Regions from separate parts of the Homo sapiens genome. Here region 2 is linked to region 1. The links are chromatin loops, found by intact Hi-C in ENCODE. Cell type or tissue: PC-9. All regions are shown on one strand. Each heading gives the region's core, and the rest is flanking DNA. Links, peaks and the distances in the headings are about the cores only.

Region 1 (15,743 bases), core at 2,876-10,875:
CAGAGGACAGACAGGCAGGAATGCTGGCCTCCATCGTGCCACCAGATCCTGTCCCCAGGCAAGCAGGAGGGGAGGGGAGGCAGTCTCATCACTGCAGCAGGAGGGGCCACCTCTGGAGTCCGCATGGCTGTGGCTGGGCTGTGCTTCTAGAAGCAGCAGCTGTCGCCTCCACTCTCTAGGGATTTTTATCTTTCCTTTACAAACTTTTTTTTACCTTTTTTTTTTTTTTTTTTTTTTTAAGATGGGGTCTTGCTTGTTGCCCAGGCTGGTCTCAAATTCCTGGACTCATGTGATCCTCCTGCCTCAGCCTCCCAAAGTGATGGGATTACAGGCATGAGCCACCGCGCCTGGCCGATTTTTATCTTTCCTACCAGCCTTTTCATATGAGCTGAGCCTGCAGGCTGTGCCTAAGCATAGCCCTTTGAACTTGATTGACCATGAGCTTTGAAAGGCTGCTTTGCAGTCTCAGTTCTCTGGCAAATACACCAGCTCGGTTAAGACGACTTTTCTTTGATTGATGTCGGCTACATCTAGAAAGCAGGATTGCCACCACTCCTCGAAGCACCCCACGATTAGAGTGTCTGAGCGCTGCTTCTGCTCTGCTGAGGCTGGTGACAAATTGCCTGGAAAGACCTCCTGACAGAGGATGACGGGCTCGTCTGCAGCAGGGCCGCTTGCAGCCCAATTGCTTCCAAGATTAAACCTTTCCAAGGCAGTCTGCACTGCCCCATACACAGTTGGGCTGCTTGGTTTAAGATTATGGATGAATGTACTGAATTGGATCTCATTTAAAAATATATAGGTTTTGAAGTTTGAGGGCTCAGGAAGAAAATGAAATCCTTTGTCCCAAACCAGGGCCTGGTTTTATCAGTGGCATGCGTGCGTGTGTGTGTGCGTGTGTGTGTGCATGTGTGTTCTAAAGAGACCCTAGTGGCAAGGCACAGTGGCTTATGCCTGTAATCCCAGCACTCTGGGACGCCAAGGCAGGAGGATCACCTGAGGTCAGGAGCTCAAGACCAGCCTGGCCAACATGGCGAAACCCCGTCTCTATAAAAGTACAAAAATTAGCTAGGCGTGGTAGCAGGCAACTGTAATCCCAGTTACTCAGAAGGCTGAGGCAGGAGAATCCCTTGAATCCGGGCGGCGGAGGTTGTAGTGAGCCAAGATCGCACCATTGCACTCCAGCCTGGGTGACAAGAGCAAAACTCTATCTCAAAAAAAAAAAGAGAGAGAGAGAGAGACCCTAGTTTAGCTCTTTTGGAAAGCAGCTGCCCTGCATTGAGACACATGTGTCTTAAGCTTGCTTCTGGACGCTAGCACTAAAATAGCAATCGGACTCTGGATGCCTCTCACAGGCAACTTGTCCACAAAACCACTTCCAAATGTTTTCCCAAGTGCATGCGTCTGACCCAGGCTTCTTTCTCATCCGCCTCTTGTGGAAGGAAGATCGCATCTTGAGTTCTAAAGATTTTTAAACAATCTCATACCTGCAGAGCAATGTATATTTCAAGACCATTGACATTGGAAAACATTCTTGTTTAATCAATGACTCTGGTCCTGCTTTAGATTTCTCCAAAAATAGCCAGATCCCGTGGGCACGTTGAAGCTGCAGCCCATTGTGCAGAATTGCTTAATGTGTACCTCACCTGGTTTTGGCCTTCACACAACTGTTGCTCCCTTAGCAAGGGGTTCATTTGGTTGGGTTTTATGTGCAGGAATGCTGGTGGGTTGGGTGAGTATTAGTATTTAAGGGAAGGTTTTGTTTTTGTTTTGTTTTGTTTGTAAGAGCTAGGGTCTCACTTTGTCACCCAGGCTGGAGTGCAGTGGTGCGATCATAGCTCACTGCAACCTCAAACTCTTGGGCTCAGGTGATCCTCCCACCTCACCCTCCCTGAGTAGATGGGACTATAGGGTGTGCATCACCATGCCAGGCTAATACTGTTTATTTGTATTTTTGTAGAGGTGGGGTATCGCTTTGTTGCCCAGGCTGGTCTTGAACTCATGGGCCTCAAGTAATCATCCCACCTTGGCCTCCCAAAGCATTGGGATTACAGGCATGAGTCACCATGCCTGGCCATAGGGGAAGATATTTTTAAACAAGATTTGCTTTTGACTAGTGTCCTGCATTTGTTAAAGACCCTAGATTGCTCCAGGTGTTCTAAAAATAACCAAGCCCACCTGCCTGCCTTCTAGATATGGGCTGGAGGGCCTGCCAGGAGCATTCTTGGGGATTGCCAGTAGCCCCAGTTAGCCCAGGCTGACTTACACTTCCTCCCTCTCTTAACCAAAATAATGTTGAATTTTTGTGTTCCTTGTCTTTTAACTGAAAAGCTCCTGTTTGTTTGTTTGTTTATTTTCTGAGACAGAGTCTTGCTCTCTTGCCCAGGCTGGAGTGCAGTGGTACGATCTCAGCTCACTGCATCCTCCGCCTCCCAAGTTCAAGCCATTATCCTGCCTCAGCCTCCCGAGTAGCTGGGACTGCAGGTGCCCTCCATCACACCAAGCTAATTTTTGTATATTTAGTAGAGACAGGGTTTCACCATGTTGGCCAGGCTGGTCTCGAACTCCTGACCTCAGGTGATCCACCGCCTCAGCCTCCCAAAAGTGCTGGGATTACAGGCGTGAGCCACCGCGCCCGGCCCCGTTTGGTGTTTTTAATGCTGTATTGCCATTATTTGCACTTATTCTTTTGCAAAATTTCAGCACCTGGTGGTCAGGATGTTCCTCCTGGCCATGCACATGCAGGACACACAACAGGTTCTTGATAAGCGTGTGCTGAGCAAAACTCACTCCTTCCTTCTGGACACATTCATCACAGGTGTGCTCGAAGCAGCAAGAGCTTGCCCCTGCTCAGAAGTGCTTAGTTGCTAATTAGATGTTTCCGCAAAGGTACTGAAATTGGAGGCATCAGTGTTCATCCTTTAGCTATAGCGTTGGAAAAATGTGATTGATTTACAACTGTGACTAAAAAGGTGTTTAGAGAACTGTTCTATGTAAAACAAGACAGTAAGCTGGGCACGGTGGCTCGTGCCTGTAATCCCAGCACTTTGAGAGGCTGAGATGGGTGAGTTGCTTGAGCTCAGGAGTTCTAGACCAGCCGGGGCAACATAACGAGACCCCCATCTCTATAAAAATATATATTTTTTAAAAAGCTGAGTATGGTGGTGCATGCCTGCAGTCCCAGCTACTCCAGAGGCTGAGGCAGGAGGATCTCTTCAGCCCAGGAGGTGGAGGTTGCAGTGAGCTGTGCTTGCACCACTGCACTCCAGCCTGGGCCTCAGAGTGAGACCCTGTCTCAGAAAGAAAAAATAAATATATATAGTGTGTGTGTGTGGTTGCAACTTTTGCACATCACCTTGAGTTCTGGGCAAGGGGAGAGGAACTGAGATTGGTCACTCCCTTCTTGCGTGGATGGCTGTGGGATTTGGGTGAGTTTTTTGCTCCATAGTGCTTTTCACCCTGTATTTTCTCATAGGTTTTGCCCCACTGGGGCTTTGTATAGAGATTGGGGCTCTCAGGTCCCATATGGCACTTACTAGCGAGAGTTCCGAGTGGCCAGTCCCCTCCCTGCCCTGGCATTGGTACAAGGGGGCCTTGCTGTTGGACCACAGTCTTCCAAGAGTCCAGCTCCCCTGTTCTATCGAGTCTGAAGCAAGGTCCCACTTGGGAGTTACAGATCAGGCTCCTTTGATGTCAGAGCATCGCAGCGGAATTCTAGGCCACCCGGCAGTGAGTGCTCTCTGCAGATCTGTGAGTGGTGCTGGGCCGCCCTGCCACCTCCATCCCTAGCACCGTATCTGTGTGAAAAAGCTGTGACCTGCCCCTTGGGTGGAAGCCTTCCAGTCCTTGGAAGGGGAATCTTTGCTGCTGCTACTGTCTGCAGAGAGACTCTTTTTATTTTTATTTATTTATTTTTTTTGATGGAGTCTTGCTCTGTCACCCAGGCTGGAGTGCAATGGCACAATCTCGGCTCACTGCAACCTCCACCTCCTGGGTTCAAGCAATTCTCCTGCCTCTGCCTCCTGAGTAGCTGGGACTACAGGTGCTTGCCACCACACCCAGCTAATTTTTGTATTTTTAGTAGAGACAGGGTTTCGTGTTGGCCAGGCTCGTCTCAAACTCCTGACCTCAGGTGATCTGCCCGCCTCGGCCTCCCAAAGTGCTGGGATTACAGGCGTGAGCCACCAAGCTCGGCCCAGAGGGACTCTCTAGAGAGGCCCCTTGATCCCACAAGGGGCGGGGGTCTCTGGCCAGGCACAGCCCCTCCCCACTAAGCCCAGCACCTGGTGCCGAACACACACACACACACACACACACACACACACACACACACGCCCGCCCCCCGCTCCACTGTTCTGTTGTCAGTTGTGTTCGTTGTTTTCTTGTAAATAAACAGTATGACAATAAAGGGAAGTTACTTCTTAGCTGCTCAGAAGGTGACCAGAGCAGGGCTGGAGTGCCAGCCTTGCATTCATTGTTTGCTTTATTGCAAGGCTGCTTGGAATTGAAGGGGATCTCCGTTCGAGTCTGAGCTGGAGGAAGGAAGGGGCTCCTGTACCATGTATAGAACTTGGGCTCTCCCCGGGGTCAGGGGCCTGGGCTCTGGTGCAGCCCCACCACTTCATCAGGTCACCCCAGGTGGTTTCAGCCTCTGATTTCTCATCCCTGGAATGGGGTGTTTGCAGCCTCGTAGGTTGCTATGGGGATTGAATGAGATATGTTCATGAGCCAGTAAGGCAGCCAAGATGTCACTTACATGGAACTTACATTGCAACCCCAGTTTTAGAATAACATAGGATATTAAATATCACCATCTCCTTGAATACTCATAGTCCGCAGTTTGCTTCATGTTATAAGGTGTTTAGTTCTAGGCTGAGCCTGTAATCCCGCCACTTTGGGAGACTAAGGTGGGAGGATTGCTTGAGGCCAGGGGTTTAGAACCAGCCTGGGCAACATAGTGAGACCCCTGTCTCTACAAACTATATGTATACACGTATAAATTTTATAAAGATGTTTAGTTGTTCTGAATTTCCTAAAAAATACAGCTTAACTTTTTTGTCTTCCTTTACCTGCACCTGGATGCAGTGGGAAAGATTTTCCCAGTAGCACAAGGTGGACCAGGTGAGCTATCCTCACCCAATGGGGCTGAAAGACAGGGCTTTGATATCCTGCCCCAGAGCCCGGCTGTTACCACATGGTTTGATTTGCGATGCCAAGCAGGCTTCCTTACGGGTCCACACACCTCTGGTTTTTAGCTTGAGATTGGGGCAGCTGTTCCTCCTCTGGCCCAGCCAGGTATAATCAGGTACAAAGGAAAGTGACCTAGAATGAAGAGGTTGCCCTGACCTGGTGGTGGAATTGGAGCCTGGGAGCACGGGTCGGATGGCTTAGTTCATCTGTTTGGCAGTGGATCAAATCCCCCTCCTCCCACATACTTGATTTATGTGGACTGGGAAAGAATGTTGGGTTTCAACATAAAGAAAACAAATTTGGCTGATAACTCGTAAATCACAATAAACTTTCATTCCAAGAGTGTTCTGGGCTTCTAAGAAATATATTCCTATCTCACATCTCAGTTGATATTCACAGCCACCATTGAGCTAGAGTCATTCCCAGGTGGAGAAACTGAGGCTTGGGAGTTATGCCTGCCTTGGAGAGGGATGGGGCTAAGACTTGGGCTCTGGTGTCCTGACCACCGAGCCTGGTTCCTTCCACGTGGTCTGATTCCTGGGATGTGAAGCAGCCATCCTCACAGGGCCACACACCTGGACAGGTACACAGTGCAGCAAGTAGAGAGGCAAAGAAACAAGGGAATTGATCAGGGGTCCACACGCTTTCTCTAAAAGAGCCTGGTGCTACATATGTTAGTCTTGACGGAGAAAGAGGCAAAATCAGGATATCATGTAGGCACTTATATAACCACTTTAAATGCAACCATTTAAAAGTGTAAAAACCATTCTTAGCTCATGGGCCATAAAAATCCCAGCAGCTGGCTGGTTTTGGCCGGCTTGCCGCAGCTTGCTGACCCCTGGGAGAGAGCATCTGCTGCTATTGCAGGCAGGGGACTGCAGGTCATCCCCCTGTTTGGGTCCCACTCCTGCCCGTCATTCAGGCTCTGTCAGCTTCTACCCAGAAGTACCTGGGAGTCGGGGGTTTTGCTGTGTCACAGAGAACTTGGCTCTCGATAGAGTCGGAAAGGAATTCTGGGAAAACTCTAGAGATGCATTAAAAAATCTCCACTGGGCCGGGCGCGGTGGCTCACGCCTGTAATCCCTGAGGCAGGCACATTACCTGAGGCCAGGAGTTCGAGACCGGCCTGGTTTTTTGTTTTGTTTTGTTTTGTTTTGTTGAGACAGGGTCTTGCTCCATCATCCAGGCTGGAGTGCAGTAGCACGATCATAGCTCCACTGCAGCCTCGAGCTCCTGGGCTCAAGCGATGCTCCCACCTCAGCCTCCCAAGTAGCTGGAACCACAGGTGTGCACCACTGCACCCGGGTTAATTTTTTTATTTTTGCAGAGACGATAGTCTCCCTATCTTTCCCAGGCTGGTCTCAAACTCCTGCCCTCAAGTGATCCTCCTGCCTCAGCCTCCCACAGGGCTGGGGTTATAGACGTGAGCCACTGCACCTGGCCTCTTTCTTCTTGAGGCTAGTTTTCCTGACTGCGTGATTCCCAAAGCTTCACCCCACTGATGCTGGGTTCCCCTCCTCTGTCTACTCCACCTGCTGAGGCTGGGGCTCTCAGGGACACAGTCAGCAGCTCAGCCTCTGGAAAGACCTGGAAAGATCACATCCTTCTGGGAACCTGCTTCTGGAGGCACAAGTAGTGTAGCTCCTCTTAGGCCCTTTCGATGAAGTAAGAGCAGCTCATTAGCATCCCAGGCTACAAAGCCTAAAACCCTTTGCTTTTACCAAAACCAGAGGGTCTAAAGAGAAAGGTCACGAGGAGCGAGCGGCCGCGTGGATGAGGTTGGCCAGAGAAACTGGTTTGTTTTGGAAGCCGATGGAAGATGCGCTTGGAAGGCTAAGGCTGCCGAGGTTGAAGTCCGTCATTCTCAGTGCAGACCCTAGGGAGGAAGTAGCAGGACCCCAGTGGGGCTGCAGGCATTCAGAAAGAGAGCTGCCTGGGGTTTCCCTTCAGAACCTCCCTCCTTTTAACCCGGGAGTAAAGAGAAAAAGACCCGCGGGGTCCACTGGCTCGGAAGTCGGTCTCTTTCAGTTTGGAGCCTCCAGTTGGAAACCTGCCTTTTAATGGCCAGGCTGATGGTCTAGTTACTCTTTGAACAGGGAAGCCTCGTCAGGCTCTCTGCTGACCACGCCTCAGTGCTCCCTCGAAGGACAACTCTGGAATGCCAGTTTTTATCTCATCTCGGTAGAATGGATTTTTTTTCTTTTCTTTTCTTTTCTTTCTTTGAGACAGAGTCTCGCGCTATCACCCACGCTAGAGTGAAATGGCACGATATCGGCTCACTGCAACCTCCGCCTCCCGGGTTCAAGCAATTCTCATGCCTCAGCCTCCCGAGTAACTGGGATTACAGGAGCGCGCCACCACACCTGGCTAATTTTTGTATTTTTAGTAGAGATGGAGTTTCACTATGTTGGCCAGGCTGGTCTCAGGCGATCCACCCGCTTCAGCCTCCCAAAGTGCTGGGATTACAGGCGTGAGCCACCGTGCCCGGCCCTAGAATGAATTTTTCTTTTAGGGAAAATAAGGTTATTGGTGAATGGGTTTGGGCTGTCATCTTCAGAAACTGATTTCATCTAGAACAGTTTGTGACGGGCAGATGTGGAATAAAACCACTGGATGCATCAGGCGTCACTGCCAAGGGTGCAAGGGGCTGCTCCATGCTGGGCGTGCGAGAGGAGCAAGAAGCCGTCCCCGCCCACCACGGTGCAGGCCGGGATGCAGCGGAAAGCCCTTGCTTCTTAGATTTCCCACACAAAAGTGTATTTCTTGTAGATTTCGCCAGCGCGGGCCTCCTCCTCTGCTTGGCAGTGGCTCTGCACGAGCTGCCTTGGGATGGATCTCTCATCTTTGCTGCTGGCCTCATCCAAGGAACAGACCCCATGCACGGAGCCTAGATGCCCCGAGGTCTTCACTGATGGCCCTCTGAATTTTTATTTTGTTTGTATTTCATTTGTTACTGATTGAATTTTTGAGACAGGGTCTCGCTCTGTAGCGCAGGCTGGAGTGCAGGGGCGCGATCCTGGCTCACTGCAGCCTCGGCCTCCTGTACCTAAGCCATGGCCCTCTCTGACTTTGAACCCCTCAGTTCATTCTCAGATCAGACCACTCACTCACTGAGGCCCTCGGCTCTTCCACAGGTCTCAGCCTTTTGCCCCTTATAGTTTTTAGTTGTTGCAGCCTTTCTGTTCTCTTCCCCTCTCCTGTTAAGGGGACATTTCCAAGCACCCTGGCCACAGAACCTCCTCACCTCCCACCCTCCGCCCCTGGGTGCCAGGGCCTGGGTTCTCTGTGGAAGTCCTGCCAGCTCCGGGTATTTCCCACGTGGATTTCTCATCATCTTCACCACCAGATCAGTTCCTGGCCTGCACCCCTCCTGTCTGGCTTGTGGCAGGGGCTGCCACCCTCACCTGGGCCCTAAACTTCTACAAAGCCCCACTCTCTCCTGTTCCCGTCAGTCTGCTTGCCAAGTCCAGTTTATTTTAATTCTGGGGAACGTTGTCTTCCTCCTCCCCCCTCCCTCGCCACCACCCACCTCTGGTGTTTTTTTTGTTTTGTTTTGTTTTGTTTTTTTTGAGATAGAGTCTCACTCTTGTCACCCAGGCTGGAGTGCAGTGGTGCGATCTCGGCTCACTGCAACCTCCGCCTCCTGGGTTCAAGCGATTCTACTGTCTCAGCCTCCTGAGTAGCTGGGACTACAGGCACCCGCCACCACACCCGGCTAATTTTTGTATTTTTAGTAGAGGCAAGGTTTCACCATGTTGGTCAGGCTGGTCTCGAACTCCTGACCTCAGGTGATCTACCTGCCTTGGCCTCCCAAAGTGCTGGGATTACAGGCACCACTTCTGGTTCTGTTACCTTCGTCCAAACTTGTATTTCCCAGCTGGTATCTTCCATCTCCAGGCTTTCCCCTCTGGCCTGTCCTTTAGCAGGAGTCACCTTCCTGAAGCAGACCCTGGTCTGGTCTCTGCGTACTACCTTTTGCATGGTTGGTGGCCGTCCACCCGCCTCTCAGGCCATGTCTGGGTTCTTCTAGGGGCTTCGGTGATCTGGGAGCCTGTCCCCGCTGGCCCCCTCTCCCATGTCTTACTCCATCAGCTTCACCTTGTTTGTATCTCTGGATCTCCTCTTTTTTCCTTCTGTTTGTATCTTGTCTCTTTCTAGAAAGCCCCCCCACCTCTACTCGCCCCTCTGTGGCAAATATCACCCAATTCAGGTGCCCCCAGCCCAGCAAAGAGGGATTTTCATTCCTTGGGCCCCCGTTGTAGGCTAGCTGCGCCTGTCTTTCGGCACATTTCATTTCCTGCCTGGTATTTCGGTCGTGTGCGTGTCTTTATTCTCCTCGTGTAATCCCTGAGGTGCAGAGTGCGTGTCTGTCCTCCTCTGCCCTCTCTAGAGATTGGGATATGACCAGTGTTCAGCCCCCAACCAAAAGAGCCTAAGAACCCCAGGTCCCCAGCCTGTCCTGCTCTGCTGGGGGCCCACATGCCTGGGGACAAGGCACCTTTCCTTCCCTGACCTTGACTAGGACAGGACATGGGGTAGGGCCTGAACATTGAGCAATTGTCAAACTGCCTACTTACGATGAACAAAATAGCTTTTCAGGAGGCGAGACCACAGCACAGTCATGGTGAATCCTGATGCGCACCCCAGGTCTTTTATCAGGATTTTTGTTTTTCCTGGTGGGCACAGATGTAGGTGGAGCAGATCAGAGGCCTCTCAGGTTCTTGATCACTCATGGCAGTTCAGGCCTGCCAGTAGTGAGGTCAGAGATCCATACAGCAGGGGAGAGAAGGGAGGTACAGGGAACCCTCGGCCCCGCGTGCTCCAGCAGGTCTGCATGATTAACCTGAATTGCAGTGTTCAGAGGCTCGGCCTGCCAGCCACAGCGGTTCCAGATGAAATGCAGCTTAGAAGGCAGCATGGTGTAGTAGCTTTGGCGCCAGCCGCACCCAGAGTTTGGATTGTAGCCAGATGGCCTCAGGTGCAATGTATAACCTCTGGGAATTCCAGATTTCCTATTTACACGACAGGGATGATTCCATACCTGAAGGGCTGTTTGGAAGCATCTAGAAGCAAGCACAGTGGAGTGGCTGTCATGACGCTGACCGCACAAATGATGGTGTTAGGATCCCTCCACGGATGTGGCCAGGTGACACCCCTCACCTAGGCCGCACAGCACCCTAATGTACACACTGAAGAAAGGCTGCGTGGGGCTGCAGAGCGGCTCATTTCTAAGAAGGCCAAAGAAATTGCTCAGTCCAGACCAGGGAACCCAGTTTCTCTTTTAGAGGTGGGATCTTGCTATGTTGCTCAGGCTGGTCTCGAACTCCTGACCTCAAGTGATCCTCCCGCCTTGGCCTCCCAAAGTGTTGAGATTCCAGGCATGAACCACTGCACCCAACCTGTAGCCTCTTTCTACAAGTAAAATAATTCAGGTGAGTTCAGGCCCACGCCAGGTCTTAAACCCTGGCCCTCTGCCCATCTTCCAGCCTCCACCCCTTCTCTCTCCTTACAGAATCTTCTGTTCTTCTGCACACCAGCGTGGCAGACAGGTTGGCCAAGGGCCTTGGACTTCTTTATCTCTAGTACATGTTCCTGTAAATTTAAACCTCCTCAGTTGGGTAAAAGCTTTGGAATTACTAACATTCCTTTTGTGCTGCCTAACGTTCTTGCCATTTAAAAGATTAGCAGGCATAATTTCAGTGAGCCTTCGTGACTGGCGTGCCTCACTTAGCTTAATCCCTGGTTGGTACATGTTAAAACCTATAAAGACAGCCTCTCCAGCACACATGGGGAGCTTGAAAATGAAAGAAAGGTTGCTCTGACCTCTCAGAACTGCGGACTTCTTAAAAAAGAAAGAGTGAGGTGGGCGGCCTCCCTTGCTGCCGGTGCTAGATTCCATGATATGAAACAGCAAGGGTGCAGCTGGGTGCGGTGGCTCATGCCTGTAATCCCAGCACTTCGGAGGCGGGGGTGGGCAGATCACCTGAGGTCAGGAGTTCGAGACCAGCCTGGCCAACATGGTGAAACCCCGTCTCTACTAAATAATACAAAAATTAGCCAGGCATGGTGGTGAGTGCCTGTAGCCCCAGCTACTCAGGAGGCTGAAGCAGGAGAATCACTTGAACCCAGAGGTGGAGGTTGCAGTGAGCTGAGATCACGCCACTGTACTCCAGCCTGGGCAACAGAACAAGAAGACTCTGTCTCAAAAAAAAAAAAAAAAAAAAACTGACTTGGATATGTGCTTACATAAGAAAGGGAGATTCACCAAGTGAACCATGCATAGCATCTCTTAAATCTGTATCATGGAATTCGTGATTGGGCCTCTCTTTCATATCAGGCAACATACATGTGATGTACATACCTGTAGCTTCCGGGAAAGGGAAGGAAGTAGAGATGACATTGTCTGTTACTCGTTTGTATGTGTGTGTGCGTATTTAAGTAAATATGTGTGTGCATAGGGACATGTCACATGCATGTGTGGCACATTTATAGGATGAAGAGGTGTCTAAAAGACATTGAGGAAACTCAGTGAAGGAGTTCTGCCGGCGGGCGTGAGGACCACGCTAAAAGATGCCGGTTGTGCTTTGTGTCTAAGCTGAAAGCATGGATATCATTTTATAAAAGTAAAATTATATTGGCCAGGCGTGGTGGCTCATGCCTGTAGTCCCAGCACATTGGGAGGCCGAGGTGGGCGGATCACCTGAGGTCGAGAGTGTGAGACCAGCCTGACCAACATGGAGAAACCCCCATCTCTACTAAAAATACAAAAAATTAGCCAGGCATGGTGGCACATGCCTGTAATCCCAGCTACTCAGGAGGCTGAAGCAGGAGAATCACTTGAACCTGGGAGGCGGAGGTTGCAGTGAGCCAAGATCATGCCATTGCACTCCAGCCTGGGCAACAAGAGCAAAACTCCATCTCAGAAAAATAAAAAAAAAAAGTAAAATTATATTGTTATTGACGGTCTCTTTGTTCGAGTAAGCCGTCTCTGGATATATCATTGTATGGTGTATTCATGCCAAGGATTTGGTGTGAGTCTTGAAGCATTCACACCAAATTGTGGCCAAGCCCAGCACTGAGAGCGCAGTGGGCGTTCGGAGGACACGTTTGGATTTTGTGATCCTCTGCCTGGCAGGAGCTGCTCAGCCCCTACAGCCCCTTCCCCGAGACCACCAATGCGTTTCTCTTCAGTTTTGCTATTCTCATACGCTGGTGATGGGATTTTGGAGACAAACATGGTCTCTTCTGCTTGCTTGCTTGCTTATTTATTTATTTTTCCTCCCAGGTTCAAGTGATTCTCCTGCCTCAGCCTCCCAAGTAGCTGGGATTACAGGTGTGCGCCACCATGCCCAGCTAATTTTGTGTTTTTAGTAGAGACGGGTTTCACCGTGTTGGCCAGGCTGGTCTTGAACTCCTGACCTCAGGTGACCTGCCCACCTTGGCCTCCCAAAGTGCTGAGATTACAGACATGAGCCACCGCGCCTGGCCTTCTGCCTTTTTTGGTGAACTCCCTGTGGGTGGGAGAACTACCCGGTGGAGTCGGTACCTAACCAGGGCAGGACACGGAGGTACACCCCTCTCATTTTCGGCAGCAGGGTGAGAGGATTTTTATTATCTTACTTAGACACTTGAATTTATTTTTTTATTTTGAGACGGAATTTCGGTCTTGTCACCCAGGCTGGAGTGCAATGGTGTGATCGCTGGTCCCTGGGTTCAAGTGATTCTCCAACCTCAGCCTCCCAAGTAGCTAGGATTACAGGCGCCCATCACCACACCTGGCTAATTTTTGTATTTTTAGTAGAGACGGGGTTTCACCATGTTGGCCATGCTGGTTGACGCTTGAATTTATTTATTTATTTCAGATAATTTTGGACTACAGAAAGGACTCTTTGAAAGGGTATTCTAAAATAATTTCACCCAATTAGGTTTTAAACATAGTCTGCCATATTGTTGATTTCACAGGATTTGCTTTTTTAAAAAAATGTATTTTATTTATTTAGAATTTTTCTTTAAGAGATGGGGTCTCACTCTGTTGCCCAGGCTGGAGTACAGTGGTGCGATCTCGGCTCACTGCAACCTCCGCCTCCCGGGTTGAAGCAATTCTCATGTCTCAGCCTCCCAAGTAGCTGGGACTATAGGTGCGTGCCACCATGCCTGGCTAATTTTTGTATTTTTAGTAGAAACGGGGTTTCACCATGTAGGCCAGGCTGGTCTCGAACTCATGACCTCAAGTCATGCACCTGGCTTGGCCTCCCAAAGTGCTAGGATTATAAGCGTGAGCCACTGTGCCTGGCCTTCAGTAGCTTTTAAAGGTTGTAGCTGAAGATTTTGTACTTGTCACATGGGGGAATATGATAATGAAAGCAGAAGATAGACTAGTCACTCTACTTTTCCCAGCGTCCTCTCTGACTGGACTCTTTGAAGGTACTGCCCAGGGTCATGAAGAGATGGCCCTGGCTGCTTCCAGAAGGTATACATTCCCGTGTCCACTCTGTGTCCTGGAGAGTGGGGGCGGGGGGAGGGGGTTGTCCGTCTTTGTATCTCTGTCTCTCAGTACAAATTTAATGAAGGAATGAATCAATGAATGAATGAAGCAAGCATTCCCCCAGAGAATTCTTAAATCATCTTAGCCGGTCATGGAATTTCCCAGCAAGTCAGCTTTTAGAATCCTGAAAATATTTTCAGTATTCATCTCTTTAAGGAATATATCAAAAGCAGTCAGCACCAACCACGGTTTTTCAGCTGATTCCCAAATGTGTGATAAGAAACACCTAATTCCTTGGGGGAGAAAACTTGTTCAGGTTAAATTCTTGCGGTAATCCTTACGGCCCTGTGGTGTTCGCTAAGATGTAGCAAGAATGTAAATAGCTAGGTACTTTGATCTACCTCAAATACTTACTAGTTTAAACATTCTGCCATTCTGCCGTCATACCAAAAAAAAAAAAAAAGCACCATCCCAGGGTTATGAATGACGTTACTGTCTTTGGACATGCTGTCTTGTGTGGCTGAGACGTAGATCAAGAGAAATTTGTAAGAAAGACAATAAGGTACAAAAATCGCCGAAGCTAATGTCAAGATGGAGATAAATAGATCTATATTTGCCATATATGGTAGTAAAAGAAAAGTCTGTGCAAATTTGCTCGACATTTATGGACTTCTATGATTCATCTACCAGGGCCAGCAGCTCCAGCCAAGAGATATAGAATGTCTTCAACTGTATTTCTTTCCTAAATTGTTTCATTACAAAGAAGCCATGTTGTGTATTCAGAAGAAAATTCCAGGACCGCATGAAAGTCACTATTTGGGAACAGGCCTGAGAAAGCTTGCTTAGAGGAATTCCAAAAGTATTCAAAAGGCAGTTATTGACCAAACACATAATAATTCTCTAAGCATCAACAATTTTCCATAGATCCAAGCTCACATATACAGCGTATTTTCTGTGGCTAGTCACTCCAGAAATAGAGGGTTCTCTGCTTTCTTGACTGATTGACTCATATGCAAACGCTTCTCATTTCATTTTGTTATTTTTTTGAGAAAGGGCTTGTTCTGTCTCCCAGGCTGGAGTGCAGTGGCACAGTCACGGCTCACTGCACCCTCGACCTCTCTGGGCTAAGCCATCCTTCCACCTCAGCCTCCCGAGTAGCTGGGACCATAGGCACACACCACCATGCCTCGCTAATTTTTGTATTTTTTGTAGAGACAGGGTCTCGCCATGTTGCCCAAGCTGGTCTCGAACTCCTGGGCTCAAGCAATCCTCCCACCTCAGCCTCCCAAAGTGCTGGGATTATAGGCATGCATCAACATGCCCAGCCTGTTTTTTGTTTTAATCTGTTATTGAGTAAGGTGCAATTTGTGGCTCCATATACAGGGACAGGTTGCAAAACAGGTACTGAGCCGTGTGTATCCTTCAGGTCCAAGCAGCTTCTAAACTGTGTCTATCTCTGTTCAGGTCCCTGGAACTCTCCTGGGCAGCAAGCTCACAAGAGACCGACCTCTGTGGCCTTCGAAGCGGGTTGCTGTTAGACACACCTTTTAGAAGCTACATTCATAGTATCTCAAAAGACAGACATAAGGGGTACTCGGTATGGCCACCACTCACTCCCACAACACAGCCACCATTTCCCACCCAGAATTTCCTGTGAAATGTGCTCATTTTAAAACAGCACACATCCTGAGAATTGCAAAGTTGGGCATAGAGATCAATACAAATTAGACTTCTTTTTAGATACGCTCTACGCTCTGCAGAGCCCTCTGGGGTCTCCAAGGGCTGGGACCTGCTGGATAAAACTGGATGAAACTAAGTTGCTGCTTCTTTGGTGCCCTTGAATGGACTTTCTTGGCTGCAGTGACGTTAGGTCCGCTTCCTAGCCGCGTGCTGCTCTGCCATCGGGGATGCTAAAGTCGGGGAGGGCCAGGAAGCCTTTCTTTGCTTGGAAGTTTTTGTTTCTCCTTCGCCTGCTAGGTTGGGATAATCCGTTGGGAAGTCTCTGAGCGTCTTTAAACATAAAATCTAGTTTCAAAGGTTTAAATTCCCAAGTTGCCCCCTAAGTTAC
Region 2 (15,743 bases), core at 4,023-12,022, 58 kb after region 1:
TCAAGGATATGAAAAGTGCTGCTCCAGTGAACACATGAATGATAAGAAAGCCTTATTTCTGATAGGGAGAAAATTTTGGTGATCTGCATAGACGATCAAACCAGCCACAACATTCTCTTAAGCCAAAGTCTAATTCTCTTAATTGGGTCTTAATTGTCTCAAGCCAAAGCCCTGACTCTTCAATTCTATGAAGGCTGACAGAGGTGGGGAAGCTACCGAATAAAAGTTGGAAGCTAGCGGAGGTTGATTCATGATGTTTAAGGAAAGAATTTATCTCCATAATACAAAAGTGCAAAGTAAAGCAGCAAATGCTTTGGTGGAAGCTGCAGCAAGTTATCCAGGAGATCTAGCTAAGATAATCAACGAAGATGATGGCGCTACACAACAGATTTTCAATGTAGGTAAAATAACCTTCTCTTGGAAGAAGATATAATCTAGGACTTGCATAGGTAAAGAGAAGTCAGTGTCTTGTCTTTAAAGCTTCCAAATGCAGGCCGACTCTCGTTAGGGGATAATGCAGCTGGTGACTTGAAGTTGAAGCCATTGCTCATTTACCATTCGGAAAAATCCTAGGGCCTTCAGAATTAAGCTACACCTACTCTGCCTGTGCACTAGAAATGGAATCATAAAGCCTAGATCACAGCATCTGTTTATAGCATGTTTTACTGAATATTTTAAGCACACTGTTGAGACCTACTGCCCAGAATAAAAAAAGGTTCTTTTCTTTTCTGAGACAGTCTTGCTCTTGTCACCCAGGCTGAAGTGCAATGGCATGACTTCAGCACACTGCAACCTCTGCTTCCCAAATTCAAGTGATTCTTCTGCCTTAGCCTCCTGAGTAGCTGGGATTACAGGCTCCCACCACCATGCTCGGCTACTTTTTGTATTTTTAGAAGAGATGGGGTTTCACTATGTTGGCCAGGCCAGTCTTGAACTCCTGACCTCGTGATCCGCCTGCCTCAGCCTCCCAAAGTACTGGGATTACAGGCATGAGCCACCACACTCGGCTGATAAAAAGATTTTTTGTTTTTTGTTTTTTGTTTTCTGGTTTTTTTTTTTTGAGACAGAGTCTCGCTCTGTCACCCAGGCTGGAGTCTAGTGGTGCGATCTCGGCTCACTGCAACCTCTGCCTCCTGGGTTCAAGTGATTCTCCTGCCTCAGCCTCCCGAGTAGCTGGGATTACAGGTGTGTGCTACCACGCCTGGCTAATTTTTTGTATTTTTATTAGAGATGGAGTTTCACTGTGTTAGCCAGGATGGTCTCGATCTCCTGACCTCGTGATCCGCCCGCCGCAGCCTCCCAAAGTGCTGGGATTACAGGCATGAGCCACCGCGCCTAGCCGAAAGGTTCTTTTCAAAATATGACTGCTCATTGACAGTGCACCTGGTCAACAAGAGCTCTGGTGGAGATGTACAAGATGAATGTTGTTTCCATGCCTGCTAACACAACCTGCATTCTACAGCACATGGATCAGGGAGTAATTCTGACACTCAAGTCTTATTTTTTAAGAAATACATTTTGTAAGGCTATAGCTGCCATAGATGGTGATTCCTCTGATAGATCTAGGCAAATTAAATAGAAATCCTTTCCTTCTGGAAAGGAGTCACCATTTTAGATTCCATGAAGAACATTTGTGATTCATGGGAGGGGGTTGAAATAGCAACATGAACAGGAGTTTGGAAGAAATGGATTCCAACCCTCATGGATGACTTTGAGGGGTTCAAGGCTTCAGTGGAGGAAGGAACTGCAGATGCGGGGGAAATAGCAAGAGAACTAGAATTAGAAATGGAGCCTGAAGATGTGACTGAATTGCTGCAACCTCATGATCAAACTTGAATGGATGAGGGGTTGCTTCTTATGATGAGCAAAGAAAGTGGTTTCTTGAGATGGAAACTACTCTTGGTGAAGATGCTGTGAATATTGTTGAAATGACAACAAAGGATTTAGAATATTCCATAAACTGAGTTGATAAAGCAGTGACTGGGTTTGAGAGGATTGACTCCTATTTTTTAAGAAGTTCTACTGTGGGTAAAAATCTATCAAACAGCAATGCATGATACACAGAAATCTTGTGTTAACGAAAGAGTCAATCAAGCTAGCCAATTTCATTGTTGCCTTAACAAATTGCCACAGTCACCCCAAGCTTCAGTAACCACAACCCTGATCAGTCTAGCAGCCATCCAACACCAAGGCAAGACTCTCCACCAGCAAAAAGATTACAACTCCCTGAAAGCTCAGATAATCGTTAGCATATTTTGGCAATAAAGCATTTTTTAATTAAGATATGTACATTTTTGAGACATAGAGCTATTACATACTTAATAGACTATGATACAAACATAACTTTTATATTCACTGGAAAATCAAAAAATTTATGTGACTTGCTTCATTGCAATATTTGCTCTTTTTGTCATATTTGCCTTTTTTGTTCTATTTTTGAGACAGTCTCCGTCACTCAGGCTGGAGTACAGTGGCACAATCTCGGCTCACTGCAACCTCCACCTCCAGGGTTCAAGCGATTCTCATGCCTCAGCCTCCCGAGTAGCTGGAATTAGCAGGCATGTGCCACTACACCTGGCTAATTTTTTTTTTTTTGTATTTTTAGTAGAGACAGGGTTTCACGATGGTGGCCAGGCTGGTCTCAAACTCCTGACCTCAGGTGATCTGCCTTTCTCAGCCTCCCAAAGTGCTAGGATTACAAGTGTGAGCCACCGTACCTGGTCTGTTTTTACTTTCTTATGGTGGTCTGGAACCAAACCTGCATTATCTTTGAGGTATACCCGTATATTGATCTTGCATTGTGAAAGTCTTGCTGAATGTGTATGTTTTTATACATCTACAATTTTTTTATTGTACACATATATTATCTACTCACAACAATGGTGATGTGAAAATCTCAGGTAGGCATTTATCCCCTAGGAAGCCTGCCCCACTCCCCCACCGGGATTTACCCGAGGGAGGTAGGAGAGGGGAGCATTACCCCATCTTAAACTTTTTGGGAGCAGCAGTAGGAATCTGTGTCTCCCATAGGCTGGAATAGAACATAGCCTAGCACATCTTAGCCTCCTTAAATGACTTTATTGACAGAATGAAGGAAGAAGTGAAGCGGGGGTGAGCAAGCAGCCAGCACCTCCTTCCTCTGAAGAGCCTGCTGCAGGCAGGTTTCCCTGTTGTCTAAGCTGTGATCTGCTGTCCTGGAGCATTTACCTGCTCATGCTGGTTTTGCACTGTGGGGAGAGAGAAGACAGCTAATCTTTCTTCCCCAAGACAGCCTTTCAGATAGATGTTGACAGCCAGAATGGCAGATGTACTTGGAAGGGCTTTGTAAACTCAAGGAGAATAGAGATGCTTGTTGCTGTTTTTATCATCTTGGCTTTTAATCTTGTGCTGTCCCCTGCCACAAATCTCCTCTATGGATCCCACACCCTTTCTCCAAGCCAGCGGCTTCTTCGGGGCCTCTCTAGTTTTCCTCTTAGAAACTTTACTAAGTGGGACCGGGTACAGTGGCTCACACCTGTAATCCCAGCACTTTGGGAGGCCAAGGCGGGTGGATCACTTGAGGTCAGGAGTTCGAGACCAGCCTGGCCAACGTGGTGAAACCCCATCTACTAAAAATACAAAAATTAGCTGGGCGTGGTGGCAGGTGCCTGTAGTCCCAGCTACTCGGGAGGCTAAGGCAGGAGAATCACTTGAACCCGGGAGGTGGAGGTTGCAGTGAGCTGAGATCGTGCCACCTCACTCCAGCCTGAGTGACAGAGTGAGACTTCATCTCAAAAAAAAAAAAAAAAAAAAATTTAAAACCCTCAAGATTTGGCCTGCGTACGTGTCTGTTTTGGACAGCATCCGACTCAGTCTTAGCTGACTTCTAGTGTTTAATGTGGCCCTTCAAACCATGCTTTGCTCTTGAAAACATTCTACAGCCAGACTTCGAGTGAGACAAAACTACCCTATCATATCCCTGCAGTTTTGTTGATTTTTATTGTCCTATAGTCCGACAGAGCTCATCGATTTGAAAATTCTTTTAATGGCCTGTGTTTATTTCTAAATCATTAGCTTGTAAACTCCCAGGGCATAGAGGCTAGTGGATTGTTCTTGAATATGCCGTCTTCACTGTGGTCTTAAATGTTGCTTAGGGGCCAGGCGCAGTGGCTCACGCCTGTAATCCCAGCACTTTGGGAGGCCGAGGTGGGCGGATCATGAGGTCAGGGGATCGAGACCATCCTGGCTAACATGGTGAAACCCTGTCTTTACTAAAAAAATACAAAAAAAGTAGCTGGGCGTGGTAGTGGGCGCCTGTAGTCCTAGCTACTTGGGAGGCTCAGGCGGGAGAATGGTGTGAACCTGGGAGGCGGAGCTTGCAGTGAGCCGAGATCACACCACTGCACTCCAGCCTGGGAGACAGAGCGAGACTCTGTCTCAAAAAAAAAAAATGTTGCTTAGGGTCCTGGTCCTCCAGGACTTTCCACATCTTGGCTTCCTGCTTGATTTGATCACGACGGGGAATAACCTATGGTGTGGTGGAAAGAAAGGTGCTGACTTTGGATTTATTAGCGAAGGTTAGTGCTGTTGACCCGGTTTCTATCCAGATGGTGTCAGATACTTAATGTAGGAGGTTCCCACATTTATAATCACAACAGCTCAACAAGGAGGGAGTTACTACCCTCACTTAATGGACGAAGAGATCAAGGCTTCAGTATATATATACACACACACATATATACATATATATATATACACACACACAAATAAACACACACACACACACACACACACACACACACACACTTTGCTGCCCAGTCCTGGAGTGCAGTGGCATGGTCTTGGGTCACTGCAACCTCCACCTTCTGGGTTCAAGCAATTCTCCTGCCTCAGCCTCCCAAATAGCTGGGATTACAGGTGCCTGCCACCACACCTGGCTGATTTTTTGTATTTTTAGTAGAGATGGGGTTTCACCATGTTGGCCAGGCTGGTCTTGAATTCCTGACCTTGTGATCTGCCCACCTCAGCCTCCAAAAGCACTGCGATTACAGGTGTGAACCACCGCGCCTGGCCTTTTTTTTTTTTTTTTTTTTTTGGAGACAGACTCTCACTGTGTCTCACTCTAGCCCAGGCTAGAGTGCAGTGGCATGATCTCAGCTCACTGCAACCTCCGCCTCCAGGGTTCCAGTGATTCTCCTGCCCCAGCCTCCCCAGTAGCTGGGATTACAGGTGTCCACCACCATGCCTGGCTAATTTTTGTATTTTCAATAGAGACAGGTTTCACCATGTTGGCCAGGCTGGTCTCGAACTCCTGACCTCAGGTGATCCATCTGCTTTGGCCTCCCAAAGTGCTGGGATTTACAGGCGTGAGTCACTGTGCCCAGCCAAAGACTTCAGCATTTAAGTAACCTGCCTCCCGGTCACCCAGCCAGTGTGTGCTGGAACTAGGATTCAAACCCAAGTCTGTCTTTTGATCAAACCACACACTCTTTCCATTGACCATGTGGCCCCCAGCCCCAGTGCGCAATGCTGGATGTTATCATATCCCTAGGAGGGGCCAGGAGCCAGGGTCCAAGTAACTTGGTGGGTTTCTGCGTCTGAGAAATGAAGCTGGTGAGACGGCGGTTCCTTCACTGTTTTCCAAGGGCTGCCACGGCTTTGATCTTGACAGCAACCAAGATGTATCTCCCCACTTTGCAGATGAAAAAACTGAGGCCCAGAGAGGTTAATTCAATGGTTCAGGCAGAGCACCTGTTTTATGTTGGAGCTGGAAATCAAACCCTCATGTGCCAACAGCATGCCCAGGCCCTTGGCTGTGTGTGGCGTGGACTTGCCTACCACATGGGCATGGCCAGGCCCCTGTGGTGCAGTGGAGAGATGAGCCTTTTTTATTTCAAAATACACAGCACTTCTTGGCCGGTCACAGTGGCTCATGCCTGTAATCCCAGCACTTCGGAAGGCTGAGGCGGGTAGATCACTTGAGCTCAGGAGTGAGCCACTGTGCCCGGCACTGTATGTTACTCTCTTAGAGATATGGCCAACTCGTGAGATCTGTAACCATCAGCTTTTACTAGATTATGCTGCAGTAACAAACAAACTGCTACAAATCTCAGTGGCCTGTGGCAACCAAAGATCATTTCTTGTTCATGTGTCATGTTGACTAGGGCTGGCTGTGACTGTGCCCCAGCCCCGTGGGTGGTCCTCATTCTAGGATCTCAGTGGAGGAAGTAGGTCCTATAAGGTCCTTGCAGCAGAGGGAGGGAGCACACTGGCTCTTAAATCTTAATGCTCAGATAAGACACCATCACTTACATACCATTGGCCAAAGCATTTCGTGTGGCTATGCCTGACATCACTGAGGAGGGAAAGCACCCAGGGGGAAGTTGCTGTTACACCACAAGTCACGTGGCAGTGGGCAGCGATGTGTGACGCCTCCTCCAGGGAGCCTAGATGGTAGTTGGGAGCGGCAGCAGCATATTCCATGTGACTCCGGGAACCCACAGCACAGCCGTGCTGGCACTCACATGGTTGGGCACTTTCTCACCCCTTCCATATCTCAGAGATCTGGTGGATTTCTATGAAACTTGTTTTCTAAACCTAGACTGAGTTTTTATACTATCATAAGCGGATACTGATTGAGAGCTAGATTAAAATACCTTCCTATAGACATTTGTCTTTCTCTTATTTTATTTGAGACAGGGTCTCACTGTCACCCAGGCTGGAGTGCAGTGGTGCAATCATAGCTCATTGGAGCCTTGACCTCCTGAGCTCAAGGGATCCTCCCAAAGAGGTGGGACCACAGGCATACACCACCACACCCACCCAGCCAATTTTTTATTTTTTGTAGAGACAGGATCTTGCTACACTGCCCAGGTTGATCTCGAACTCCTGCACTCAAACGATCCTCCCACCTTGGCCTCCCAAAGTGCTGGGATTATAGGCGTGAGCCACTGCACTACACATTTGTCTTTAAATGTAACACTTAGCCGGGTGCGGTGGCTCATGCCTGTAATCCCAGCACTTTGGGAGGCCGAGGCGGGCGGATCACCTGAGGTCGGGAGTTCAAGACCAGCCTGGCCAACATGGAGAAACCCCGTCTCTATTAAAAATACGAAAATTAGCTGGGCATGGTGGCAGGCACCTGTAATCCCAGCTACTCGGGAAGCTGATACAGAAGAATCTCTTGAACCTGGGCGGGGAGGTTGCAGTGAGCCAAGATCGCACCATTGCACTCCAGCCTGGGTGACAGAGCGAGATTCCGTCTCTAAATAAATAAATAAATGTAACACTACATTAAAAAAAAAAAAACTCAGCCTTATGAAAGTGATGTTGCTGAAAACATAACCGTGGAATCCAGTAGCGGCCATTAGTGCAGATGTGCGGGTCACTGCAGGAAGACAGCTGGAGAGCGCTGTTGGGTGTGTACAGTGGAGAAAGACACCTCCCAGGAGCTACTGCCAGCCAAGTGGCTGTCATCATCTCACAGCACACAAAACAGATGCTTACTACACAGAGAACTCTTTACATATTAAGTATTTCCTTTTCTTTTTTTTTTTTTTTTTTTTTTTGAGACGGAGTCTCACTCTGTCGCCCAGGCTGAAGTGCAATGGCACGATCTTGGCTCACTGCAAGCGCGGCCTCCCGAGTTCACGCCATTCTCCTGCCTCAGCCTCCCAAGTAGCTGGAATTACAGGCGCCTGCCACCACACCCAGCTAATTTTTATAGTTTTAGTCAAGAGAGACGAGGTTTCACCATGTTGGCCAGGCTGGTCTCGAACTCCTGACCTCAAGTGATCCACCCACCTTGGCCTCCCAAAGTGCTGGGATTACAGGCGTGAGCCACCGTGCCTTGTCAAGAACCCTTTACATATTGAGCATTTTCATAAATATTTAAACCTGGATTCCTGAACCCTTGGGTCACATCTGCAGACCATGCAGTTGGCCATTGCGGAAGATATTAAAAGCATATTAAACACCCACTGCGTGCCCGTGGTCGGGAGGAAAAACAGTTGATGCTACAGCTTAGTTTTCCAGGAATTCAGTATCCCTGAGTCAGGCAGCCTTATCTGTCATCCTAGAACTCCAGGACAGCCCCAGGTGGTGGTGGGAGGGGCCGCGGCTGGGAGATGGAGCTGCTCTGAGCCTGCAGATCAGGGTAGCATTCCTGGGAGGCGCCTTCCAGGCGGAGGGGAAATTGCTCATGTGTTCTGGGAACTGGGAGTGACTGGGTGTGGCAGGAGTGTGAGGCATGGCAGGAGGTGAGCCTGAAAAAGAGGCTGATCCCTCAGAGCAGGACAGGTTTTACCCAAGGCTGCAGGCCAGTGTCTAACCGTCTCTAGATCCGTCCTGGTTTAGCTTCTTCCAAATAGTTTTGTGTCTGTGTGAGAGTGTGTGTGAAACGGAGTTTTGCTGTGTTGCCCAGGTTGGTCTTGAACTCCTGGGCTCAAGCGACTCTCCCACCTTGGCCTCCCAAAGTGCTGGGATTACAGGCATGAGCAACGGTGCCGGCTCTAAATGGTTTTAAGGGCACGGTACCTACCTCAAGCTAACGTGCAGGCAGGCACGAGGTAGCTGGAATTCTAGCCTAGGATTCTCTCTTCAGCAATTCTTGCCTTAAGACCTCACCTTAGACGTTTGCTCATTCACAGATCCCTCCCCTTCTCAGAGGGAGCTGTGTTACCAAGCCTTGGCTTGTACCTCCAAGGCATGCAGTGGATGGGCTGAGCTCCCTGCAGGGAGTCAGGCGGGTGTGTGGGGGGCATGAAGGTGAGCAGGACACTGTCCCTTCCTCCCTCCCTCCCACGGATGCTCTTCCTGGCTGGTAGCCATGTGGACACCTGGGGGGAAGCTGTTCTGTGTGGCAGAGTCACTGTGTTGTGTCTGGTACTGGGGCCCTTGCCAGGGTAGGTCAGTGACTCGTCCAGGCCCTGGAGGCTGCTGCTGTCCCCTCCTCGTGCAGAGGAGGTGGGGCTGGCAGTCAAAGCCCAGGCTCCCTCCCTCCCTCTAGACTCAGAACAGCCCAGGAACCCAGCTCGAGGTCTGGAGGAAGTGATGTGTGCATTGGGTCTTGCAGCATAGATAGGTTTTGAGTGGACGGAGAGGTTAGCGAAGGGTGTTCCAAGTAAGCAAAGCACGGAACTAGGAAGTCACTGGCTGCAGCAGGGAAGTCACACAAAGGGACAACCTACCACAGACTGGGTGAGCTGCAGAGGGAGGATGGACTAAACTCCAACTTCAGGGTCATTCTGGTTGTTTTTTTTTAAGACAGGGTCTCACTTGGTCATCCAGGCTGGAGTGCAGTGGCTCAATCATAGCTCACTCCAGCCTTGAACCCCTGGGCCCAAGCGATCCTCCCACCTCAGCCTCCGAGGAGCTGGGACTACAGGCGTGTACCACCGTGCCTGTCTAATTTGTATTTTTTTGTAGAGATAGGGTCTCACTATGCTGCCCAAGCTGGTCTTGAATTCCTAGGCTCAAGCCCTCCTCCCACCTCAGTTTCCCAAAGTGCTGGGATTACAGGTGCATGCCACCATGCCCAGCTAATTTTTATTTTTGGTAGAGATAGGGTCTCACTCTGCTGCCCAGGCTGGTCTTGAACTCCTGCCTCCATTTCCTAAATTGTTGGGATTACAGGCCTGAGCCACTGCGCCCAGCCTTGAGGCCCATTCTTGTCTGCGGAGCGGAGGGGACTTTATCATTTAGAAAAGGATCTTTTAAGTCATCTCTTTTAAGAAACCTCATGGTCCATTTGCATACTGAATTCATTAAACTCATCGGCCTGACCGTGTTCCTCAGGACTGGGCTGGAATTTCCCTGTGTTAGTGGAAGAGGGCACGGGGAGAGGACTGAGAGTCTTGGTCCCTGTGATACAGCTCTGATGAGTGGAGGAACACTGGGGTTTTTGGTTTTTATGCCGGTTTAGATAAAATGACATGGATACACGTGGAGTGGTTTTTTTTTTGTTTTGTTCTGAGATGGAGTCTCGCTCTGTCGCCAGGCTGGAGTGCAGTGGCGTGATCTCGGCTCACTGCAACCTCCGCCTCCTGGGTTCAAGCAATTCTCCTGTCTCAGCCTCCTGAGTAGCTGGCATTACAGGCGCCTGCCACCATGCCCAGCTAATTTTTGTATTTTTAGTAGAGACAGGGTTTCACCATGTTGACCAGGCTGGTCTGCATCTCCTGACCTTGTGATCCACCTGCCTTGGCCTCCCAAAGTGCTGGGATTACATGTGTCAGCCACCACGCCCGGCTCAGTGGAGTGGTTTTAAAACCCCGATGTCCACGGGGCTGGTTCCTTCTGCTGGCTGTAGGGGAGAATCTACTGTGTCCCTGTCCCAGCTTCTGGTGGTTTCCTGGTCATCTTCTTCTTTGTAGATCATCAGCCCAGTCTCTCCTTCATCGCTCTGTGACATCCTACCTGTCTACATGTCTGTTTCTGTGTCCAGGTTTCTCCTCCTTATTGGATCCAACTGGACGAGGGCCCAGGCTAATGACCTTGCCTTACCTTGATCACCTGCAGAGACCCTAGCTCCAAATAAGGTCACCTTCACAGGTATTGGGGGTCAGGACTTCATCATCTTTCAAGAGACACAATTCAACCCATTATAGCCCCGAAGTGTGCCGTGCAAATTACCAAACCCCACATCCTGGGGAATAACCCAAACAGGAGACAGGAGGACAGAGTTCAGGATCCTTCCAGATCCCAGCCCTTGCCTCCAGGAGACGCAGCCACCCGGTACCCTGAGTCGGAATACCTCGGAAGTGAGGGGCCCTCCCTAGGCAGATCCTAAGCCAGAAAGAGAAGCCTCTGTGTGGCCATCAAGCGGTACGGACAGCAGCCAGGGCGTCTGCCCAGCTTCCTGGACAGACTCTGCTACCCACCTGCCTCTCTTAGAAGAGCCCCAGGTTGCGTTCCAATTCATCTGGAGAAGCAACTCCAAATCCGTTGCTTACTCTAGACATCTATAATATGTGGGCTTAGGTACAGTTGAAACAGTGCCATTTAGACAGTTCCCAAAATTTGTAATAGATACTGAGAAAGATACATGATACGACAGGGAAAGAAAACACAACACACTATCTTACGTATAGGCTGATTTCAAGTACGTACATACACACACGCGTTTTAAGCAGCTTGATTGAGATATAATTCACATACCATATAATTCACCCATTTAAAGTCTGGAGTTCATTGACTTTTAGGATATTCACAAAGTTGCACAGCTGTCACCACAGACAATTGTAAAATGTTTTCATCACCCCAAAAGGAAATCCCACACCCTTCAGTTGGCATCCACCAGCCCCTCCTTCCCACCCACCCCCAGTCTGAGACCACTCTTAATGTATAATACATCTGTCTCTTGTTTGCCTGTGTGTCTGCATTTCATGTAACTTTTTTTTTTTTTTTTTTTTTTGAGACGGAGTCTTGCTCTGTTGCCAGGCTGGAGTACAGTGGTGTGATCTCAGCTCACTGCATCCTCCACCTCCGGAGTACAAATGAAGCAATTCTCCTGCCTCAGCCTCCTGAGTAGCTGAGATTACAGGTGCACGCCACCATGCCCGGCTAATTTTTATATTTTTAGTAGAGATGGGGTTTCATCATCTTGACCAGGCTGGTCTTAAACTCTTGACCTCATGATCTGCCCACCTCGGCCTCCCAAAGTGCTGGGATTACAGGTGTGAGCCACCGCACCTGACCACAACTCTATTTTTTTTTTATATAATTAGGAAAAAAAAATAGAAATAAAGACCTGATAGTCTGACTCCTGCCGGTGAGTGGAGGATTTCAATTATACTTTTAAATTTTTTTTCTATATTTTTGATATTTTTCTGATCACACAATGAGCATGAGTTGCTAATAATGGGGGAGGGGGTTATTTTAAAAACAAGGCATGGTCTTGTCATATTAATAGTCCTTGTAGGCAAGGCATGGTGGCTCATGCCTGTAATCTCGCCTGACCCCTGAGGTCAGGAGTTCAAGACCAGCCTGGCCAACATGACGAAACCCCGTCTCCACTAAAAATACAAAAAAAAATTAGCTGGGCATGGTAGCACACTCCTGTAGTCTCAGCTACTTGGGAAGCTGAGGCAGGAGAATTGTTTGAACCCGGGAGGTGGAGGCTGCAGTGAGCTGAGACTGCGCCACTGCACTCCAGCCTGGGCAACAGAGCGAGCCTCCATCTCAAAAAAAAGTCCTTGCATATTGTTCTGAGATTCTACTCAACACCAAATTCACAACCTTGTTTTTTGTTGTTGTTGTTGTTGTTTAATTTGAGACATGGTCTCGCTGTGTTGCCCAGGCTGGAGTGCAGTTGTACGAACACAGCTCACTGCAGCCTCGAACTGCTAGGCTCAGGCAGTCCTCCCACCTCAGCCTCCCAAGTAGCTGGTATTACAGGTGCATTGCCACCCCGCCCAGCTAATTTTTTTGTTTTTTGTAAAATTTTTATTTTTAAATTTTAATTTGTAGATAGCTCATTATTTTGCCCAGGCTGGTCTTGAACTCCCGGGCTCAAGCCATCCTCCTGTCTCTGGCTCCCAAAGTGCTATGATTACAGGCGTGAGCCACCACACCTGGCCCAGAATCACAGCCTTATCTTATCGGGTTGAGGGGGTGGAAATGTGTCTGAGTTCCAAACAATTGACTTCAAATTGGAATCTTGGTGCACAGCTTGTTAGAAGTTGGAAATGCTTGCATTGCGCTAGGCTGCTATGTGTTCGATTTTCTAGGCCCAGCTCCCACTAGCCATCGTCCCCCAGTTCTGAGCGCCCCACATCCTTAATCAGGAGACCTCTCTCAGCCCTTAACAAACTGCCCGGTGGCTCAGGTGAGAGGCCCTGTAATTAAACCGCATCCTTTGCCTCTGTAATAACATCGGAGACAGCATAGTTCTAGGAGGGGACAGACGGAATATATAATTTCCTGTCCTTTGCCTGAGCCAGTATGACATTGGTACATGTGCAGTCTTGCGTGTTTCGGCTGTAAAGTGCGATCTGTTGTCTCAGCAAGTGTGTAGGTAAGCTAAATATTCTAACAAGTCAGTCCAACCATGGCAGGCTCTTTGCATATGCGTCCAGCATAGTTGATGAACAGACGTCTACACTAGAGGAAACTGGCTCAGTTAGTCAGTTCACAAAACCAATCCTGGCCACCATCGCAAAACCTTGCCAGTTGCCTAATCTGGAATCCCCGGGACCGTCCTCAATTCACCTGGTTCTTCTGGGCCTCACGTCAACTGTGTGTGTCGCTGATCTCTCCAGCCGCCCTCTCCTCCTCCTCGACACCCACAACCACTGCCCAGCGCATCTCACTCGGATGAAAGCAGTGACGTCCGAGGGTTCTCTTCCTCCCTGCCCCCTCCTGTGCTCTTTCCACCCTGACCGCTGCTCAGGTGATGAGGGTCTCCCTGCACCATGCACCCTTGTGCCCCTCAAAATCTCACCCCACTTGATTGTCCAGCTGCGTCACCCACAGCTCCTGCATATGTATCCGCGTTCCCACCTGGCAGACTCTCGTGGGTCCCCTATGCCCCATGGTGTGTTGTAGCCGTGTTGGTGGACTCTTAATCTGGACTCCAGGAATAGAGCACAAGCTGACATGCAAATGAGTGTCTTAAAACAGAACACATAGGCCAGACGCAGTGGCTCACGCCTGTAATCCCCGCACTTTGGGAGGCTGAGGCGGGCAGATCACCTGAGGTCAGGAGTTTGAGACCAGCCTGGCCAACATGATAAAACCTCGTCTCTACTAAAAATACAAAAATTAGTCTGGCATGGTGGTAGGCACCTGTAATTCCAGCTACTTGGGAGGCTGAGGGCAAGAATCGCTTGAACCTGGGAGGCAGAGGTTGCAGTGAGCTGAGATCGTGCTACTGCACTCCAGTCTGGGCGACAGAGCAAGACTCTGTCTCAAAAAAAGGAGAATTTTATGAAATTCTTTGCTCCTGGGATTTGAATGTGTTCGTCCGTTTACATGCAGCATCTTACCCGTCCACCTGGGTGAAATGCTTTTTAAGACTCTGCTCTAAGGTCACAACTTTACTGCCTGAAGTTCCCTTCTGCATGTCCCCAGGGATTTAATTACTTGTTAATTACATACCTGTTTCCCTCCTAGACCCTGAGCTTCTGGGGGTAGGAACTGTCTCTTCCCACCCACCTCTGATCCCCAGCAGTGTCTAGCACATGGCCAGCTCTTAAGTCAGCATTTGGAGAAGACAAAAGACCAGGAAGGGCACGCCAGACCATTCTCTATGGAAGACCCACCCAGTGTTCCCTGCTGTATAGTGAATGGCTCCATACTCCCAAATCTCTGCTCCTCCCTTGTTTACCTTCATGAACAGGGTCCTTTTGTGTTTGCAGGCATTTCCTCTAAGAGGCTGAAGCCCAGTTGTCAAGCATCTCCCTTGCTACGGGAATTCACTAGATGTGTAATGCTTTGTAAATTACCTCTTGACAAATGTTGAGCTCTTTGTTTTTCTTTTCTTTCTTTCCTTCCCTTTCAGATTGATGCACTGAGTAAAAGAAGCAAGGAAGCTGAAGCAGCTTTCTTGAATGTCTACAAAAGATTGATTGACGTCCCAGGTAAGCCCCGGCAGTAATGGCCCACCAGTGGGGGGCGTTGTGTCTGGTGAGTCGGTGGGTTTTTGGCTCATTCTTCTTGGCTTTCCTAAGGAAAATAAATACACCATCAGTGGCAACTTCCCCCCAAGAAACCAGGGAGTGCAGGACACATGAATTCTTCACAACCCAGACTTTGGGTACGGAGGGAAATTGGATGCACTTGTTGAAGTACTCACGTAATCTCTAGGGGATGACTTCGTAAAAGCAGAGATCCAAATCTCTGGGGCTACAGCATAAAACCCTGCACGTACTGCAGAGAAGATGCAGACCTGATGTGTGTATGCTGTGTGGAAGTCCCTCATATTGCCCAAAGCCACCTTTAAGACTTTAGGAATGGCCCTACTAAGACACCTGGAGTGTCCCGCTCCCCTGCCAGGTCATCCAAGATCAGTGGCCCCTGGACAAGCCCTTCACTTAAGGGTTATGGGCAGAGGGTAACTGATAATCCTTGCAGCTACAACCAAGTATATCAGTTGTTTCTTTTATTTTTTTTTTCTAATTTTATTTATTTATTTTTGAGACAGGGTCTCGCTCTGTCGCCCAGGCTGGAGTGCAGTGGCACAATCTCCGCTCACTGCAACCTGCACCTCCCGGGCTCAAGCGATCCTCCCACCTCAACCTCCCAAGTGGCTGGGAGGTACGTGCCACCACATTCAGCTAATTTTTGTATTTTTTGTACAATGAGTGCGATGAGGTCTCACTTTATTGCCCAGGCTGGTCTCGAACTCCTGGGCTCAAGCTATCCTCCCACCTCAGCCTCCTAAAGTGCTGTGAGGTTACATGCAGGAGCCACCACGCCTGGCCCTGTTTCTTCTTTTAGAGGGATTGAAGAATTAAAATTTAAATATGTTTGTGAGGCATTCTAAGAGGTGATGGCTTCCGATTCTTTATTCTGGAAAAGTGAGAAGGCAGGTAGAGTGCCTTGAACTCTCTGGTCCTGTTTGTGGGTCCTCGATTGCCTTAGAATCTGGAGTAAGGTGATGGACATAACTATGTGGGGCCCAGCTCAGCCCTGGAGAGATGCTGATCAGAAAATTAGGAAAGTCACTTGATGCCTTTTTCTGCCAAGCAAAGAATTGGAATTACCACCACCCTCCCCTCCCCACCCATTACAGTTGTGCCCTTGCCCTTGTTAGCAATTCTCTG

What was found. A loop is a pair of places that touch in the nucleus more often than their neighbours do. Peaks named below come from ENCODE experiments on the same cell type or tissue, not always from the same donor. Only the 100,000 strongest peaks of a DNase experiment are listed, where the experiment ranks them.
Region 2: it touches region 1 in a loop (4-fold over the local background); 2 of 110 quality-filtered maps call a loop at or near these places.

The regions. Positions count from the first base shown.
Region 1 is chr7:101,999,003-102,014,745 of GRCh38, forward strand. All of the region lies in intron 2 of CUX1 (cut like homeobox 1), which reads left to right. Among named protein-coding and RNA genes, the nearest start is that of CUX1, 190 kb to the left of the region's middle. RefSeq lists an enhancer at 1-210. In PC-9, for the core only: no CTCF peak of the experiment used is centred there; no DNase peak of the experiment used is centred there.
Region 2 is chr7:102,055,860-102,071,602 of GRCh38, forward strand. CUX1 (cut like homeobox 1) reads left to right here. Exons shown (of 24, transcript NM_181552.4): 4 at 14,480-14,558. Among named protein-coding and RNA genes, the nearest start is that of SH2B2, 220 kb to the right of the region's middle. RefSeq lists enhancers at 6,354-6,653, 7,947-8,663 and a silencer at 11,951-12,141. In PC-9, for the core only: no CTCF peak of the experiment used is centred there; a DNase peak (open chromatin) is centred at 8,152; H3K27ac peaks cover 419 bases.